Linked DNA regions of Homo sapiens: region 2 is linked to region 1. A link is an interaction called in ENCODE POLR2A ChIA-PET data of the cell type or tissue named here. Cell type or tissue: GM12878. All regions are shown on one strand. Links, peaks and the distances in the headings refer to the core of each region. The heading gives the core; the rest is flanking DNA.

Region 1 (10,039 bases), core at 2,040-10,039:
TTTCTTGCTTATACATGTAGTTAAACTCAAATAATATAATAGGCATATAAACTTAAATTGTGTTATTTCAGGGATATAAGGTTTTAATCTTCAGGGAAATAATTAGTCATTGTTCATAAGCAGTAAATCTAGCTTTTGAATGAGTCAAACTGTTTCCCCTTCAAGGGAAATTAATTGTTAATGTACTTTTAAGCAACTGATATCTTCCTAAAGCATGTGTATTTATTACTTTAAAAACCAGATGAGGCTGGGCACGGTGGCTCATACCTGTAATTCCCGCACTTTGGGAGGCCAAGGTGGGAAGATCACTTGAGCCCAGGAGTTTGAGACCAGCCTGGGCAACATAGTGAGACCCCATCTCTATTAAAATAATAATAATAATAATAGTAATAATAATAATGTCCACAACATTTCCTTTGTAATTCAGAGGTTAACTGATGTGAATCCCTTAGTTACTTTTTTAGAAAAGATAGTTAAACTAGTGCTTCCTTATGTAATCCATAATCAGGGAAGAAGCAAAGCATGCTTTAGCAACATGAATAAAAGGAAAAAATGAAAAACAGAATGTCATCAGTTGGATATCTCAATTCATTCTCCTTAACAGCAAAGGAAATAGATCTAGTTGCAGGGAAAACTAATTGAACTGGATATTTAACAGTAAATGAAATACATATTTTTCAAATATTTCTTGCTCTCTTTTCTATCCTTTATCCTAATGAGTCACTTATCATTTATTGTCTTTTTTTCTCTCACATACCAGGACTACACAATTCTCAAGAAGCCAATGATTTAACATTACCATCACTATCTTCATCAACACATTTATGTTTAAATATGAATAAAAATGAGAAGTACCTTTAATAAAATATCACTAATCAAAGATAATAACATATTTATAAGAAGTGAATAAACTTTTATATGACTTCAAAACTTCAGAAATCATAATTTGTCTTTTAAGCTTAAAAAAATCTCTCTTTATACACATTTCGCTCTTCATGGGATACCTGAAACTGTCCTCACTGATGTAGTGTGTAAAATTTAGAAGACTAAAATTAACAAACCCCCTTTTTCTTAAATACGTCCTACAAGCATACTCATTCCTTAATTTATACACACACAGACACAGATACACGCACGTGCGTGCGCACACACACACACACACCCTTCTAACTTCATTTTGACCTTTTCAAGTGTGTTCTGCTCCATGGACCCCTGAAATCCCCATATTTATTTCAATGAGTTTTCTTCCTTTCTCTGCCACCATCCATGTCCTGATAAGCTGATGATGCATGCCATGAGCCAACCTTATTTCTAACTCTTCACAGCTCCCTGCTTCAATCACTTTCTTATCATCTCACTGAAGCTTAGATTCCCCTAATGAGTAACTTTACTCACTCATGTCAGTCTATAGCCAATCTCCTGTGGGAGTAGTAACTTAAAGAAGCAAGAGTAAGGTGGGAAAATAAAACACTCACCATCTGAGATTCAATTTCTCTAACACAGTTGTCTACATACCCTTTCTCCTGCTCCACTCTACTTTCCCAAAACACACACACATACCCTTAAAACTCCAATTATCACATTACTGAAATAACAGTAGTGTTTAACCATTCCTGCCCACACCCACCCGTGGCTGATTTCCCTGCTCCTATAACACTCCATCTCAGGGTTGGAAATGTAGTACTAAGAAAGCATGAGAAAACTGCTATCATGATTTATATTTACAAAACAGTATTATTTTATACACAACTCACAACAGCCATTTGAAGTAATCATGGCAGATGCTACAACTTTGTTTTAGCGATAAGAAAATTGGCTCTAAGATGTAAAAAGTCCGTTCAAAGATCATATAACTAAGGAGTAGCAATGGTCTTGACTATAACTGTGGGCTTCTGAAAACTGAATCCTGCCTCCGTCCTTGTGTCACTATTAAGAATAGTAGCTAATAATTCACAAACCACAGCTACCATTCTTGAAGTTCTCTCTGGGCTTGTACTACACTGGGCTCTCTATTCTTATTCTCCCAGCAGCCTGGAGAGATGGGCCAGGCATGTTTTATAATTCAGGATGACATGATCTCTGTTGAGAAAATGAGTAAAGTGAAGACCAACATTTACGTCAATAGCATGGTGAATTGGAGGTTTAAAATCAGGTCTACTCATTCCCAGACTGCCTCTCTACCACAGGACCCACCACATTTGATATTATAAGTATGGTAACACCACAAGGGAAACACATGATTTTGCATTAAGATATACCTGGGTTACAGTAAGAACACACACACACACACACACACACTACACACATATGCCCAGATCCCCTCTGGAATACAGAATAAAAGTAACTGTATTTTTTATCATTTTAAAAAAGAAAAAGCAGGGCCAGGTGTGGTGGCTCACGCCTGTAATCCCAGCACTTTGGGAGGCCGAGGTCTCACTTTGGGCAGATCATGAGGTCAGGAGTTCGAGACCAGCCTGACCAACATGGTGAAACCCGGTCTCTACTAAAAATACAAAAATTAGCTGGGAGTGGTGGTGCGAACGTGTAATCCCAGCTACTAGGGAGACTGAGACACAAGAATCACTTGATTCCAGGAGGTGGAGGCTGCAGTGAGCTGAGATTGTGCCACTGCACTCCAGCGACCAAGTGAGACTCTGTCTCAAATAAATAAATCAGGACATTTTAAAGAGTGGACTTTGTCAGGCAAACTTGGATTACTAGAAGCTTCCTCACCTCTGTAACACATTCTAGTATTCCACTGTTTAAGAAGCAGATTCTGGTCGATACATTTTATAAAGAGACAATACCCTTTAAAAAGTTTAGTGCTATTGGTGGCACATAAAAACTGTGAAAAGTATTAATTCTAGTCAATCTCAGGAAAGAATAGAATAATAAGTTTTTCGGGTGCTTTTTTTTTTTAATTAAAAAAGTGTGCTGGGATATTTGTTTATCTTAGTTTGAGACTATTAAAATTGCATCTGAGCATAAAGCATAAGTTAGATTTTTTTTCTTAGCATACATTTTAATGACTCAGAGAATGATTTCATAAAACCATGAAAATTTCACACGATTCTGGAATTCTTGCTTCTTCCCATGAGAAACAAAGAGTGGGAAATGGAGGCCAGAAGCAATTTTGCCTTTCTCTTTAAAAAGCAGGCTCTTTTTTCTCTGGGTTCTAGTAAGGTATAAGGCCACGCTGGCCACTCCTACGATGGCTGTTTACTGACTTGGCACAACACATGTTGCACATGATATCTTGTGCTGCTTCCGCATGCTATGATTTTGACTCTATCAACTAGAATACTGAAATTGGTGGAAGCAGATGAAATCATTCTTGGGGAAAAAGTCACACACTTAGTAGATAATTTTCATCATTAGCTTTGAAATGTTGACTCTTCAGTAGTACAGTAAGTGAATACTAATATTCAGTATAATCATCTAAATTTTGGACTATATGTAATAATTTGATTTAGCCTAGCTGTGTCATATCTGTTGCATACTAATAAAAAATTACACTTTTCTAATTGTAAAAATACAAAATTTTTCTAATTGAAAAATACGAAAAAATGGTTAATTCCATGATCTTATAAAACTTAAATGTTACTTAAATAACATGCACTTAAACTAAAATGCAAATTGTATCAATTTCCAGGATTACCAAATACACAGTAATAAACCAAAGATTATGATATTTTGCTTCATTTTATTCAACTGATGTCAAATTACATTCACTCTGATTTTTATTTGTGTAAAATTTATGTATGTCTAATTACATAATCCTTGCAGGTTTAAATTTGTAAAGCCAAATTAAACTGGACGCAGGCACTGCTCTAGGCATTTGTGTATACTAACTCATTTAATTCTCATAACAACACTATAAGATAGATAATATCAATTGCCAAGTTGACCGAGACAGTATGAAGTCAAGCTGGTAAGAAGCCTGGCTCTGGAGTCCCAGCACCAATCATGTTGCTATTTTGCCTCTCAGGCATTTGGGCAGAGACTGGATCTCACTTACGATTTTTTTGTCATACTTTCTTTTAATTGTTTGCTCATTCCTTCACTCAATGTATTGAGCATAAAAAAAAATGCCAAGCTCTGGAGGAATAATGATGAATAACAGAAATTTCTGCCTTTCAGTAGTACCCAAGTTTGGTAAGGAGATTCAACTTTTGATGAAATAATTACAATACACTGAGAAAACTGCTGAAAATAGGTAAAAATTTCTTTAGTAAAAGGCGAAAGATTTACACGATCTGAAGAGAAACCAGAGTGAAAACAGGTAAAAATTTCTATAGAAGCAAATACTAAGGGGGAATCATTTAAACACTGAATTTCAATTTCCTCATCTATAAAACTGACATTAAGTAACAAGTATTTATCTCTGAAAATACATAATTCTACAACATGATTAAACATGCTAAGTTGGTATTTACTTTTCTTACACAACAATATGTGCCCTATTTTATTCTATATAAACCAAAGGCTTCAGGGCAGTTTTTTTTTTTCATATAGTAAAAATTGTAAAATTAAGGTGAAATAATTGGGAATATAAAACCCCAATGTAAGATAAAGCAAATTGCTTTATTATTTTTAAAAATGAAGAGACCCCAAATACAGAATTAAGCAGTAAAAATCTTTTGTAGTTCTTTCATTAATCTGTATGATCCAAACTCAAGTACGTAATTTTTTCTTTTTTAAGAGGCAGGTTTTGCTTTGTTACCCAGGCTGGAGGGCCATGGCACCACCACGCCTCACGGCAGCCTCCACCTCATGGCATCAAGTGATCCTTCTGCCTCAGCCTCCCACGTAGCAGGGACCACAGGCGGAAGCCACCATGCTCAGTTATTATTATTATTATTTTTAGAGACAGGGTCTTGCTATGTTGCCCAGGCTTGTCTTAAACTCCTGGGCTCAAGTAATCCTTCCACCTCAGTCTCCTAAGGTACGTAATATTTTAATAGCAAACCACTTTTCTGCAATGCAGCTATTTTAAAAAATGAATTCAATCATCAAATATCATTAAAGCTTCATGTAACACAGACTGGTGAGAGAACATGAATAAAAGCTATTGTTCAGACCTCAATTGGATGCCTGACTCTTGATTATACTTTGAACAACAACTTTGTCTACTGTCTACTTCTTTCTCCTTCAATGAATCTCTATCATGTAGCAACCAAATTACCTCTTTCACTTAAACTAGGGGATTAGGTCCTAATTTTCTTTCAAAGTACTCACCAAAAAGAAGATAAAATTTATGCTCATACTGATTTTCTCTCATCTTTTCTAATATTTCACCAATCCATGTAGCACAGGCCAGGTGCTCTTAACTCTGGGAAGGCTACAGTGGGTGGGCTGCAGAGATTTTGTGAACCTCTGAATTTGCATGCCAGATTTTGAGGTTACATGCTGATGTGCACTATGTTTTAAAATGTCTACCACATTTTCAAAATGGACTATAAGCCAAAAAAAAAAAAAAAAAAGGATTTGTTGAGATAGACTCTTCTTCAATAATTAATATGCCTAAGATATGACAAGGGCTTGATAATTAGTATAGAATTTATGTTTTATACTTGAATTTACCCAGTGGTATCTACCTCACATCATTCATCCAGGCCCTCAAGTATCACAAAAAAATTAAATAAATCAAAAATAGAAACACAAAAAAGGAGACAAATCACCTAGTGGCTTGGTCAATTCCTACGCACTATTTCCTCTGCCTGACTACTCTAAAAGGCAACCTTTTCAGCCTCTGTTGCATTAAGTTGGTGGCACATTATTCTAGCCAAAAGACACTAAGCGTAAATGGTGGTTTGATTTCCCAGAAGAGATTATTGGAAACCAATGTTCTTTTCCCATCTCTCTCTGACACAGCCTCAGACACTTTGGAAGCCACACATCAGAGGAAGGCAGAGTAAGCTTGGATTCCTGAGTAGTTGGATGAAAGAGTACACCATTGACTTTACAGGAGAAAGAAAGACACCTTTGCTAGGATAAGCTTCTGAGACTGAGGTGTGTTTTTGTTCGCTGATCACAGAGTACTCTGACTTTTGTACTCTCATATAAAAGACAAAAAATTATATCTGACACACATAGTTTAAATCTGTCTGGATTTAATTTTAAGAGAGTTTACTACAAGTGTTGTTTCTATGTTTGTAAACTATTCATCATAAAATAGACTTAAACAAGTTCATTTCATAACGTACTACATAATCCAAGAAGTTTACATCCATGCACCTCCCTAAAAAGGATAAAACTTAGCCTAATGTCCAAATTAAAACAGCTATTCTTGCATGCAGTCATTCAACCAACACTAAGTGAGCACTGACACAACAGTGTTAGCCACAGTACATGCAGGGCAAATGATGTGTCTCTGCTGCATCCCAGAGGACTCAGGTCAGTAAATGACTGCAACAGGAACTGATGTGGGTTACTAACGGAGACATTTCCCACAGCTTAGGAAATGGAGGGGATCAAGGGAGACTCCCCAGAGGAGCTGTCTCCGGTATTGAGTCTAAAAGGATGAGTCGTAAGTTTAAAAACAACAACAACCAAAAAAAAACAACAACAGCAAAAAAAAACCAGGGTGGGAAAATTTTTATGAAAAGAAAATTGTGTGAAGACAGAAATGTGAGACAGGGCGATGTGTTTTAAAAACTCCAGGGAGGTTGGACAGGAGAGTCTACACTAAAGAGTGGTTCAAGGCAGCCCTAGAGACGTGAGCCAGGATAAAATTGTTTTAATTTACAATTCTAGTGTAGTTAAATGATGTTCTCATGCTTTCCTGGGACTCTCTAGAAGAAAACAAGATGTCTGTGCAACTGTACAACAGTCATAATCAACCAGTGTTTTAAGTGATTAGTGATAGTAATAATTTTTAAAACATGAAAAAATGAATACATGAAAGCTGTCATCGGCCATATTTTGCTCATCCTAAATTTACTGTCTTATCTTTCTATTTTTCCTTCTGAAGAGAAATAAAACAAAGTATTTTCAGGAGGAATAAAATCAACTGGCTAACATAACACATTTTATAGCTTTACATAATTTAGGAATTAAAATAGCTACAATTTTTCACTTCAAATATAATGTTGAGTCTAAAGCCATAAAAATGGTAGACAGTTCATAATGTTTCTATGTCTAACTGTACTTTGAAAAATAGATTATCGATCATTTGTGAAAAAAATAAATAAAGTGGATTAGTAGAGACCAAGTATATGCTTAGAGCAATGCTGGACATTTACTAAGTACTTTTGAATCTCCAAAATATAATCTGAAAATATAATAATAGTAGCTAACATTTAATAAGGCTTTATCATGTGCTAGACCCTGTTTGCATGCTTTTTGTGTTTCACTTCATTTAAATATCTTAAAAGTCACTTCAGCAAAGAATTTTAAGTAACCCAGTGTTACAGATGACACAACTACAGCTTATAGTAACTTGTATCTGATTGCATAGCTAGTGATTCCTGAGGCCAGAATTCAACACACTAGCAGTCTGACTTCAAGCCCACTACCTTAAAACCCCTCCTATAAGTGTTTACACATAAAAAGGTGTTTAAAAAATTGTTGTACCATATATGTACAAGTAAAAAGGGTCAGGATTTGACAAATATACTCCAACTGTGAAATTACACCTTTAATAAAACTCGAAAACTAATAACTTACAGAAAAAATAGCAACCATAAAACAAACACTAACATAAAACATGTTTTCTACATGAGAGGCAGACAACATTTAGTTAACTTTTGCTTAGAGTTATTTTTGCTATGTAAGAATCAGAAAATGCAATCCAACTATTCTAATCAAGGGATTTGTGCTTATGGTATGGATCAGACAAAATATAATGACATAATGAAATCTCATTTGTTTGACATAGTGGTATAAACCATGGCATTTAACAACTATTTGCCTTGCAAATTTTTGTCTTTTCATTTTTTTCAGTTAAATGTTTCTACTTATTACAATGAATTATAGTTACAACTTCTATCTGGCTTTGGATATATCCACTTCTGAACTCTAAGTTATGTTTTGTTATGCAGTAACTTTATTAACCAAAAACAGGAAAAAAAAAAGTCTGATACATAATAATCTGCCCCATTCATTAGAAATTGAGGACTTGTTTTGGAAACAGCTTTTGAGGTTCACCTAGGTAGCTAATTAGTCATCAGCCTTGTACTATGATCGATAGGCAGGGCTATGAAACTTCTTCCCCTAAGAGCACTGACTTCGGGGGTTACCGAAACACATTAGAACACATGCATGGATAAAACATGTCCTCTGCCCTCATGAAATTCTATCGAGATGGGTCTATAAGTCAAAGTTAAAATAAAATATTTTTAAAAAGAGTAAAGAAAGGAGTGTGGACCCAAGGCATGGAACCACCCAAATGACAAGGATGACCAAAATGCAGGTAGTATTAGGGAATGGAATCTGGCTAAGCACCTTCATTTCTGTCTCTCAGGAAGTTTTTGGTTAATCTTCCATTCAAGGCCAATCTCTCTAACTCACTTTTTCTTAATCCCTTCTCATCTTCTCTGATATTTCCCTATTTTAGCGATTTGTCATTCATTCTTTCACTCTCCACTGACGGCTGCCCCTTCCCTTAGTGAAAAAGACATGCTTCCACTATTCTGCAGTGGAATAACCCTCACTGCTCTACAACAACCTCTTCTGTGCTGAATCCTTCAGCTGACTCCCACTTCTCTTATTATTATTGAATTTCTTTATAGAGTTGTCTACATGTGTTGAGGCCTCATGCATTACCTCCCAATTTACTAGTGACTCATCTTCTTGGAATCTGGTTTACAATCTGAATTCTACCTCCTCTCTCCCAATTCTACTCATCTGCTTTCAAAGATTACTACTGTCCTTTTAACAGCCAAAGTGATTTTTTTCTCATTTCTTGTCTTCTCTATAGAATAACTAGTTACTTTCTGAATGTTTTTCTCTTTTGCCTTGGCAAAGCACCATCCTCATTTACCTGCTATGTATTAACCTACTCATTCTCTGACACTTTCTTTTGATTTCCCTCCTTTCTGACTGCTGGTTATAGAGAGATGCGCCAAGGTTTGTCTTTAGATTCCTTCTTCTTACTGTACATTCTCTCTGGGTATTTTCTTCCTATCACAGCACTATCAGTCTGTGTAAGAGGGTTTCAGATGTTTTTCCTTAAATTCAACCCTCCCAAACCAATTACATGTTCTCCCTAAAAAGAAAGAGAAAACATCAATTTTAACACCTATATTTCTTATCTTAGCAAAGGGCAATGCTCCAGGCCTAGTCATCCCAACTATAAATCTCAAGGTAATTTTCTGCTAACCTTCCTATCTACATGATGAGAAATGAATGATAAAAACAGTAGCATTAAAATACACACATACACACACACACACAGACAATTTACTGTGCCCACTTTTTAATACTTTTTTGAAAGCAACACCTCAATTTTCCTGAAATATCTTTGAGTGGGCTATGTAATTTTATTGTTTAAGATGGACCGCTATGAAAAAAAGGAACTAAATACTTTCTTATTATTAGGATGACTAATGGATAAGTCAGAAATTATATCCAGCACTTCCAGTTGAGTGATTTCCTCTAGTTGCAAGAGTAAAAATTTTTTATAGTGCAACTCAGAAAAATTATACACTAGCATTTCAATAATCTGTTCAAAGTCAGTTTCCATTTTTTTTCATTTTTTAACATGCCATGGATATGTCACATTCAGCTATTCTTTTAAAAATAAGATATGTTTCCAACTGTTCTATTCACTAAATAACACCACTGATGTTTAGTTTTTTCAATATTGTTTATGTACTTTCTCAAACTATGAAACAAGACATTGTAGGTAACTTAAGTCAAAATCTAGCCCCATAAATCAGCACTAAGATAAAGGCAATAGATACAAATAATTACACAGTAATCCCTGAAGAACTGTTATTCAAGTATTTCAAACATGTACAGTGTGCCTGTACATACATACTCTATTTAGCACAAGGGATACATTCTTAGGGAATGGGCCCCAGGAGAGGTCTTGATA
Region 2 (10,039 bases), core at 1,871-9,870, 76 kb after region 1:
ATTCAATATCTAGCACAGTGCCTAGAATATTAAAAATTCAAATTAATATTAGGTGAATGTAACAGAATCTGCATGTTTAATATATTTCATTTACCACAGTACTATTAAACTGAAATACAGGTGCTTAATTTTCTTGCCAAAAAATTAGTATATTAGCATGGAATCTTTAATCTGAATACACACACACACACATGTCCCTAAGAATTCTTGGTACTTAAAGGTAAAATCATTTTCAAATCCATTGATATCAGGTCACTGACAAGCTGAAAACTGTTATATGAATAAGTTAAAACTTTAAATTTGCATAGGTATATTAGAATACCTTTATTTTGTTTCTAATTAGGGTCTGTGGATACTATATTTTCACAAGCCCATACTTGTATTCAATACAGGGAATCACAAAATGGTATCAATATTTCAGAGCAAATTTGTCAACTAACGCATTAGTTGGAGAATGGATCCCTTAGCTTCATACATTTATTCTATTTCATTTTTAGCTACAACTTGTGTACCACTTCACAATCATTTATGGAATATATATATAGACACATAGGGATATGACACAAAAACATGCACACATACACACATGGACATGCTCTAATTATTAAGGATTTGGGGGAAAGTGAGAAAAGTTTATCGGAAATCTCCAAGTGAATGTAGAGCTATTAAATTTTCAATGATATGTTTGTCTATTTTAATGTTGGCAACAGATTTCTATGTTTTAGTGATGAAAAAATGAATTGAATTACCCTAATATCTTCAATAATGCAGCTGAATAGATTACAAGAGCATTTGAAACTCTTTTGGGGCTCAAGGCACTTCTTAAAAGGTGCCATTCAGCAAAGCCATCCAACAGAGCAATTGACAGAGTGCTATGTCACTCAGAAGCGACATCAGAAACTTCACAGGTGGTAATGATTTTGAGTCTAAAAGTAGATTTTGCTGATCTTGGCGAGTGCTGGGGCAGAGGGTATTAGGTATGAGTAGAACTAATACTGAGCAAACCACACAGGCAGATTAGGCCATTTGATATACCCCTCCTTTCAAAGCTAGTGAAACTTCAAAGTCCATTCCATAGTCTGCTCTTTCATGACCATAATGCTTAAAAAAAACCTCTTCCACATCTTATCTTCTTCACTGAGTCTTTCCAGAATTAACTTGGAGTAGGTCCCAAATCTACATGCAATGAGTATTTGTGTGCCTAATTCATACCATACTGATGGAAATAAACAAGCAGAAAAACAGCAAAACTCCTGGGTTGAGATCTCAGCTCTCACAGTAGTACCTTATCATATGACCCTTGAGCAAATCCCCTAACCTTAATCTTTCCAAGCCTCAATCTTCTCACTTGGGAGCCAGAAAGATAGCAATGCCTAAATCACACAGAATTGTGTAAGAGCTATGGGATCACACATGTAAAATAATAAGTTCCTACGAAGAAAGTAGCTATTTTAATAATTACTAGAATGGCTAAAGCTCGAGTCTTTTGTTGTTTTGCTTTTATTATTTCACTTATGAATGGACCTTTTTCTATAGGCCATAAACTTCAGAAAATCAGAAACCATATTCTTAATTTGTCTTAAAAATTTCAATTAAAATCTTATAGTAAAACTTTATATGTAATGGGCTTTAAACAAATATTTATGAATAAAAATGAATAATAATAAGCAATAAAATCCTGAATTTTCTAAACTAGAATGCAGATTAAATCTTGGAAACAACAACACGTCACAGCTGAATGGGGTCTTATAGAAGAATATGCACAGTTGCACTTTCACCATTTCAAAGTCTGGAAGCTGGCCTACAAAATACAGCTTTATTTCCTGTGCAGAAAGAAAAGCTGGAGGAAAAAGAGAATCATGTGCATATTTAAAATTCTCTGTCATTAATGTTAAATACAACGCACCTCTCTCTGACTGATTTTTCTTTTCTGTTAACATAAACGTTAACCTGAGTGTTTTAACCTGCTTCCAATCAAGAATTTAGCATGAGGAAGATTCAGATGAACCGTATGTGCCCACCTTTCTCCAAAACTGCCAGCATCAGAAATAAATTAATTTCTTCTGTCTAGTCCAGGATGATACTATGCTGGCATCACACTTATTTACCAAATACTTGAACAGAAAAACTAAATGGTGTACATATCAAATCACATCATTTTAATAAATTATGAGTTGATTTTGTCTCTTCTCCAATATATACAAAGTATCTAAAGAGTTAACCTGTCTACCGAATGGTTTTAGGCAAATTCCACACTCTGCCCACAAACAGCTTATTCTTGGCTTCTTTGTGCCCACTTTGTTTTGCCCGTCCATTATTTGTGAATATTTCTATCACTATACTGGAAATTACTTTGAGAACAGGCACATCTTACCTCTTTTTCCTCCAAAGGGTATAGCATGATACATGGCACACTGGCACTGCAATCAATATTTGCTATTAAGGATGCTTTCTTTTGCAGCCAAAAGCAAAGACTTTCATTTTATATAAATAAATTTTTCTCTAAAAACACATAATCACATAATTTTATTTGCCATATGTTCTAAATAGCTCTATGAAGAGAGGAATTTGTTAGCAAAGTGACAGGTCTCCAACAGCACAACTCTACAATTAACAGCTTATCTTTTAAAGTCACAGGCTACATCACATGTAAAGTTACAGAGAGCAGAGACTGATGTATAAATTAGATGATGTAACATAAAAGCATAAAATAATCAAACAACCATGATCTATAAACTTTTGCCCCTATCATTTCTTGGTGAAAATTTTATAGCCTCATACTATTGGTGAGAAAGTACATTATCTTCAAACTTCACAAGCTTCCTCTGAGGGAATCCCAAATGGGTCTACCTACTGCGAAATGCACTGTTACAACATCATGATACTGCAACTCCATACCATATCTACTGAAGATGGGAGGCCTAGTTTGTTTTATTTTTTTTACAAATCCAAGAAACAGAGTATAAGCATTTGTCAAACGATACGCTATTTGTAACCCATCATCAAAGCAAAAAAGATGAAAATACATTTGACAGCCTTTTAAATAAAATTTCTATCTTCTTGACTTATGTCAGTTGTTGTATGGGTGAAGTTTTAAAATTACTATGTCATAAACATGCCACACTCATTCCCAACAGAATCATGGGATGGGGAGGGATGGGGTTGGGGAATGCTGGTTTTGAAGTATGAAAAGACCTGGCTTCTGTTCAGTTCGGCTGATCACCAGCTATGTGGATTTAGGCAAATAAGATAATTTCTCTAAGTCTGTGTCCTCTAAGAGGATGATGATTCCTGACTCACCGGCCCAATTCATTCATTGTCTACTATCACTACCAGGTTGTCTATCTGTTTTTTTCCAAAAACAACATAAGCTAGCAAGGCCTCACATAGAAAAGACGCTGCTCAAATATGGTAGCTTTCATCACTACTTCCACCTTATTCTTACTATGTCACTCCATATTCCGAAAAGAGTGCTTAATCTTTGGGCCTATGACAGATGCCCCCTCTTCCCCACAGCATTCCCTTGCCATTCAGTTCCACAAAAACTTCCTTCTTTGAATTTCCTTCCCTCTTTCAGTTTCCTCCTTTGGTACTAACTTGTATAGTGCCTTGCATTAAGTTTTCAAGTCTTTCTCCTCAACCCAATTGTATGTCAAAGAAGGAAAGACACTATGTAATTATACTTTCGATCTCCCTCTTGTGACCTACTACAATCCTTTGACTTTAAACGTGCTCAGAATATGTTTGTTAACTGATTATTTAGCAAAACACAAAAGATGAATTCATTCCTCTATGACCTGATTGTTAACATGGCAAAGTAATGTTTTAAGGGAAAAGACCTCAGCACTTAGTAAACTTTAATCAACTACAGAGGAATAGGCATAATACTATTCTTCCTAAATTAATTGCTCCCAATAAAATATTTACTTTTAAAATCTCAGTCCTCAAAACTATATCACTCTGAGAAAGTCATTTCCCGTAGGCAATTTTCAGCAAATGTGGTCCCCCAGAAAGCATTATGCAGAATTCTACTTGAGTATATTTTTTCTAAAGTCTTTCCTATTGAAGGAAAAAATATATATTTTTCTATTGTTAGGCACTTCTCAAATTATTTTTTGGAAAGGTCATGCAATGCTTCAGAGAGACTACTCCTGGATCAAAGATTTTCTTGTATCCTCCGTCGTTCACTTTTGCTATGCTTATCAAACCTCTTAAAAGTCTTTTGGAAGAGGTACCTAAGACCAAATGCCTTATCTGAATGCCACTAGGTAGACAATGCAGTTTTTCCTGAATGTTACAGCAATGAAGTTCAAATAATGGCTCAAAATACTTTGGAATAAATTTGTCTAGTTAAAATTAGCCCAATGACAGAATAATAAAGAAGGCAAAGAATATCCAATACTACTTAATCTTAGTTACTTAAAAATTAGCATTTTCTAAGCATTATCTTAATGACATAGCTAAATAGATTTTCACCATACTGTATAGCACAAGGCAAAAACTAGATAGGAAAAAAAGTCTAATAATAGAAAAAGGCATGTAATAAGTGTGACTTTCACATAATACTAACAAAGGCAAAATAAAATACTGTCAACATTATTCTCTAGTTTATAGAAACATGCTATATTTAAAGACATAAATAGTGTAATTTCTGTATTATTTTTATGGACACGGGCAATCTAAATAACTAATAAGTTGTAAATATTTATAAATAGAATATTTTTCTTGAAAACTGTCTTTATTTCATGGGAATTTTTCTCTGTATATTAAATAAAACATAATCTATCAATGTTCTGACATTTTCTGTTTAAACTATTTTAAACCATTTATTTGTAAAAAGCTTGTAAGGTCCTCAAACTAAAAAGACATGTAAGTATTCCAATAAAGCTTTCTATTCTATTTGAAATATAACTATCCTCCTACTCCAGATAACCATTAACCAAAAGCAACTGTTTATTGATTCCTGTATGTAAATCATTCTGTTTATAATAGTGACTGATTATTAAGGATTTTTAGTTCCAGGAAAAAGAATGCCCTGGTTATACTGATACCTTCCCTAAAATAGCAAGGTCTGAGAAGTATAAATGTCAGCCACATTGAGCACATGGCAAACTTGTTTTATCATGTATCTATCTGCCACCTTGTTTATCACTAAGGATAGGTTACACAGGCATTCTGAGCATGGACTTTAATAAGAGAGGAGAACTGCCTGGTTGACATTGAGACATTTCTCAGCAAATAACAAAATAGGCCTAACGTTGAAATTATGTTTACTTTAAAATTACCAATTTGGGACAAAGAATTTGGTGACCTTTAGATCACCATCCAGTGCTTTGAAAGAGCTTAGCACAGAAATGAAATGTTTTAAGAAATTAACATGTATCTTCTACTTAAGTTATAATCCCTGATAAAATACAATTTTAAATGTTTTTCACTTACTGATATTTTATATAATTCTTAAATAAGGAATTTTTGATTGATTAAAAGTTTTTTAAATTCTTGCTGTATTTTAAAAATAATTGTTAATACCCCCATTGCCTTTAATATCCACATCCAGTCAGCTGGTACATCCTATGCAGCCTAACCTTATCACATTTCTCTCAGCATACATGTCCTCCTTTTCATTCTAGGGCCACTCCCCTCATCTAGTCCCTCATCTCTGTTCTGTATAACCACAATCTCTACTTCATTCTATATGTGTCCTACCCCTATAAAATGTCACCAAAACACAACTCCTGTAAGGTTACTACCCTAAACACCAAGTGTCTGTTTATGTTCCACACTACGTATTATTAAACTTACTAGCTGGTCATCAATGACCTCAAAAGTGTAGCACCAATCTCCCTTGAACACCTGATTCCTCATTTCTTCCTATCCTATTAATGCTTCCCACCCCTCACCCCAGGCCTTTTCTCTCTATCCTCTTACTTTCTGCCCATTCTTCTGGAATCTCTTCAAATGATGTAGAAAGTACAAGTCTTTTAAAGTATTCCAAACGTTTATGTTCTCAAGCTCCTATCAGCATCCAAAATAAGTATTTTTAAAATCTGTTTTTATTCTTTTACACAGGAGCATGGATTCTAAAGCTGGGCTACCTTGGTTCAACTCCTTATTGTGCTACTTATTAATTAAGTACCTTTGCACAATTAATTGGACTTGTCTGTGCTTCAGTTCCCCTATCTGTAAAATCAGAATATTAACAGTACCTATACCATAGGGTTGTTCTGAGGAATAAATGAATTAATTATAAACCTTAGCTTAGCACACAGAAAGTATTCAAAGATGTTAGTAATCATAATTACAGCTATATTCTCATCGCTATTCTTTATATATAATCAGTGGAGGCAAGACAAGAAAAATTGGTTAAAAACATGAACATTGGAATAATAAAAATGACAAGCCTCATATCTCCGCAAATGAAAAAATTGTTCTAGTCATGATCTTTAAGGTAAAAGTCTTATTACTTTACGGCTACTTTACAGTAGAAAAGATTAAATGAGATACCTTACTTAAAAGAATACAGCCAGTGGCAACTTCTACTATTTTCATAAATATTTACACCTTTATAATGTCACAGATTTAGAAACTAGGGCATGAAAAGAGTAAATGGTTTTTCCCCAATCTATTGTTTCTTTCAAGAAATAAACAAAAAAACTTAGTTACTTCAAAATAAGTATATTAAAATAATAATAATATTGATATCACTTCTTACATTTACAAAGGAGTTCCACTTTTAGAAACCTCATGTATCCTCTAATGAGGTCCGTTTTTGTTTTTCTACCTGCCTGGTATAAACATTAGCCTTTTTTTTTTTTTTTTTTTTTTTTTTGAGACAAGAGTCTTGCTCTGTTGCCAGACTGGAGTGCAGTGGCATGATCTCAGCTCACTGCAACCTCCGCCTCCCGAGTTCAAGCAATCCCCCTGCCTCAGCTCCCAAGTAACTGGGATTACAGGCATGCGCCACCATGCCCAGCTAATTTTTTGTATTTTAGTAGAGACGGGGTTTCACCATGTTGGCCAAGACGGCCTCAATCTCCTGACCTCGTGATCTGCCTGCCTCGGCCTCCCAAAGTGCTGGGATTACAGGTGTGAGCCACTGCACACAGCCAAACATTAGACTTTCAAACCAAATTTAGATATAGTGTTTATAAGAACTCGTGGTGTATCTCTTCAGAACCTGGCATCTTGAAACCAAGATCTGGTAAACAGAAACATCAGTAAGGGGGCCTTTGATAGGGGAATACTGAATTGCAAGCCTAGTCAGTGACATAAAGCTTTTCTCATCCATTTCTTACCCACAGAAAGCCCTATGTCCTCCAACTCTTTGTATCTGTCACTTAGCTTGACCACCCTCCTGCTTTCTTTCTACTAGAAGAGTTATCCGTCCACAAAGAGTGCTAAAATGTCACTGTTGTAATCAAACAACACAGAAACAAATAAAATGCTAATGTGTCACTTTTACTGTCATCAACAAATGCTGATAAATTATTGGATATGATTGAAATTTCTGGATACAATAAGCTGAAAATGGGCTGTAAATTCTAATACTGAGACAAGTTAAGAAAATATCTTTGATAATATTCTAAATACAAATATGAACTGCTTAAGTCCTCATCTTGAATCCTTTATATTTAGCATAGCACAAGCATATAACCATGGATTGACTAGTAAACTGTAGTACCAACAGTTTGTAACTATTTAGTGGCTGCAACAGCTGATATTTCATGGTATTCAATAGTAAAACTAATGACAAAATCTATCAATAATCTAGTATAGGACATTTGGAAACCATTATATTTCTCCTAGATAAAAGAAATAAATAAATGAATTAAAACATATATGAAAATTCGATATCTGAATGTTATCTATAAACATATGGAAAATATGGAACCATTGCTGAATAGAATACTGCGTTAACAGAATAATATTTTGCTAAGGCTGAAAAATACTGAATACCTTTTGTTCCCATTATTTATGCATTTAAGGACTGTTCCCTTTATTACATGTATGTGGGTCAAGTCAGAGTTATCTTAAGACTTTCCCTTATCTGAACTTTCATACCATGTTACCCAGCCATTGTTTATTAAATATCACTTTCTACTTTATAGTTATTTTCGAAGCTCTTATTTTCCCTACCAGATTCTTATTTTTTTGAGGACAACGTATATCTATCTTGATTAAGTTTGGTAGATTTCACTAAGTCTACTGTGGTATTTTTTCACAATATGTATTCACTTATAAATCAACTTTATATGATAGAATAATATTTCAAGTCAGCAACGTAATGCTTATTTCATAGAACTAAATGTCCCCATAAATCTAGAATCTTCTTAGCTCTCTAAAACAAGTTCATTTTTAGTTAATAGCTTCTAAACTTTTAAAAGTGAAAACGTAGGAAAAAATCCAGTGTCAAATACAAATTTTTGGAAAACTACTTTGGAGAAAGACATCTCTTCATTTTGTGAATTTAGCTAAAGCAGGACTGGAATGGAGTTGACATCAGCATGGACATCATCACTGGTATTTAGATTTCATATTTACCACAATTCTTCTTAATAGTATGATATTATTTAACATTCAGGTGATTTGAATAAATTGGCATTGTCTTGGGGAAAGTTATATGCTCATGCATGCGTTACATACAAATTGTATGTTCACACTTCACAGGAGTATGTATTTTGCATACCTTTATCAACTATTATTCACCTCTTTTGGTATATAAAACATACATCTCTCAGTTTCCTAAAAGAATGTCAAAAGAGATGATGGTTTTTCTTTTGGAGCATATGAGCATGATATTATTTCAGAAACATCTTCACCTTTTTGGAATAACTGGTCTCTGTGGAAAAGCAATTCTCTACTCTGTCCAATATGGCTACATTTCGTTTTGAGATTAATATTTCCTGAACTGTTTTAACAAAAGATAATCATAGTAACCTAGAGAACATAATCAAAAACAGTAGAAAAAGAACCAAATGTGTAAGACTTAATTCTCCTAACACAAATATTTCAAGATGTGTGTTACACATATTTTTACAGATTTCACAGGCACATATGATGAGATGCCTCTCTAAAAACATGAACGATTATCTGAAAGAGATGTTCTGGATCTGTTATGAAAAAAACTGGTAATATGTAGAAAACTATAACCATGTATTTACTATTTTTTTCCTCAAGGATGTATCTGTAATGCTTATATAAACGTTTATTTTTTATAATATGAAAAACACTACGTAAAAACCGATTTCTCTACCTCAAATTTAAAAATAAAAAATATGTCTAGAGACAGTTAATGCCATATGCCAATAGCTCTTCTTGAATCCTCTGCCTTGCAATCAATAATTCTCCAACCATTAGTGAATATGCTCCATGACTCATCAGAAACAATATACAAAGTTAATGGGGATCATTCTTCCCCTCACCCTCCACACACGCACTGACACTAATGGAAGCTATGCCTCATCTAGTGGAAGACAGACTCAAGATGGCACCAAGCTGAGGCAACTCTTCTTGAGGCTCTATATACAAACTAGCTAACCTCCCCACGAAGAATCCACAACATCCATTTTACATTTTTTGGCATCCTTCGAGAAAATAATAGTAAGCATACTTTATATGGCTAGAAAAGAACCACATTTTTTTCAGCTTAACACTCACTGTGAATGGCAAAATGTACTTCAGTTATGAAAATATCTGAAAGGAATGTTTCCAGGACCTATGCCATTGTGCTTTGTTTACCAGTCAGATGCCTTCTCAAGAATGTGTTCAAATTATAAAGACAGTGTCTCCATGTATAGAAATTCTTCAGAGCCCATAATGTTACGTTAGAAACACATTTTCACCTTTGCTAATATTCAAAACAATACCCTCCTATCTGCAGGTAAAAATCTTTCATTCTTATGAATGCAGCAATCTTTTATTAACATTTGCTCAGGACTTTGGATATGGGTTTTTTTTTTTAACTTTCTAAAGAAAGTTCTAGCAAAAGAAAACACATATTAAGTATTTGAAGATAATTGCTATTTACTAAAATCTCTAT

What was found. ChIA-PET counts read pairs that join two places held together with the same protein. Peaks named below come from ENCODE experiments on the same cell type or tissue, not always from the same donor. Only the 100,000 strongest peaks of a DNase experiment are listed, where the experiment ranks them.
Region 2: POLR2A ChIA-PET joins it to region 1 with 7 read pairs; 9 of 35 experiments call an interaction of 5 or more read pairs at or near these places.

Annotation. Positions count from the first base shown.
Region 1 is chr3:152,349,116-152,359,154 of GRCh38, reverse strand. All of the region lies in intron 2 of MBNL1 (muscleblind like splicing regulator 1), which reads right to left. Among named protein-coding and RNA genes, the nearest start is that of MBNL1-AS1, 85 kb to the right of the region's middle. In GM12878, for the core only: no CTCF peak of the experiment used is centred there; DNase peaks (open chromatin) are centred at 2,124 and 6,404; H3K27ac peaks cover 1,098 bases.
Region 2 is chr3:152,272,498-152,282,536 of GRCh38, reverse strand. All of the region lies in intron 1 of MBNL1 (muscleblind like splicing regulator 1), which reads right to left. Among named protein-coding and RNA genes, the nearest start is that of MBNL1-AS1, 7.9 kb to the right of the region's middle. In GM12878, for the core only: no CTCF peak of the experiment used is centred there; no DNase peak of the experiment used is centred there; H3K4me3 peaks cover 3,862 bases; H3K27ac peaks cover 3,278 bases.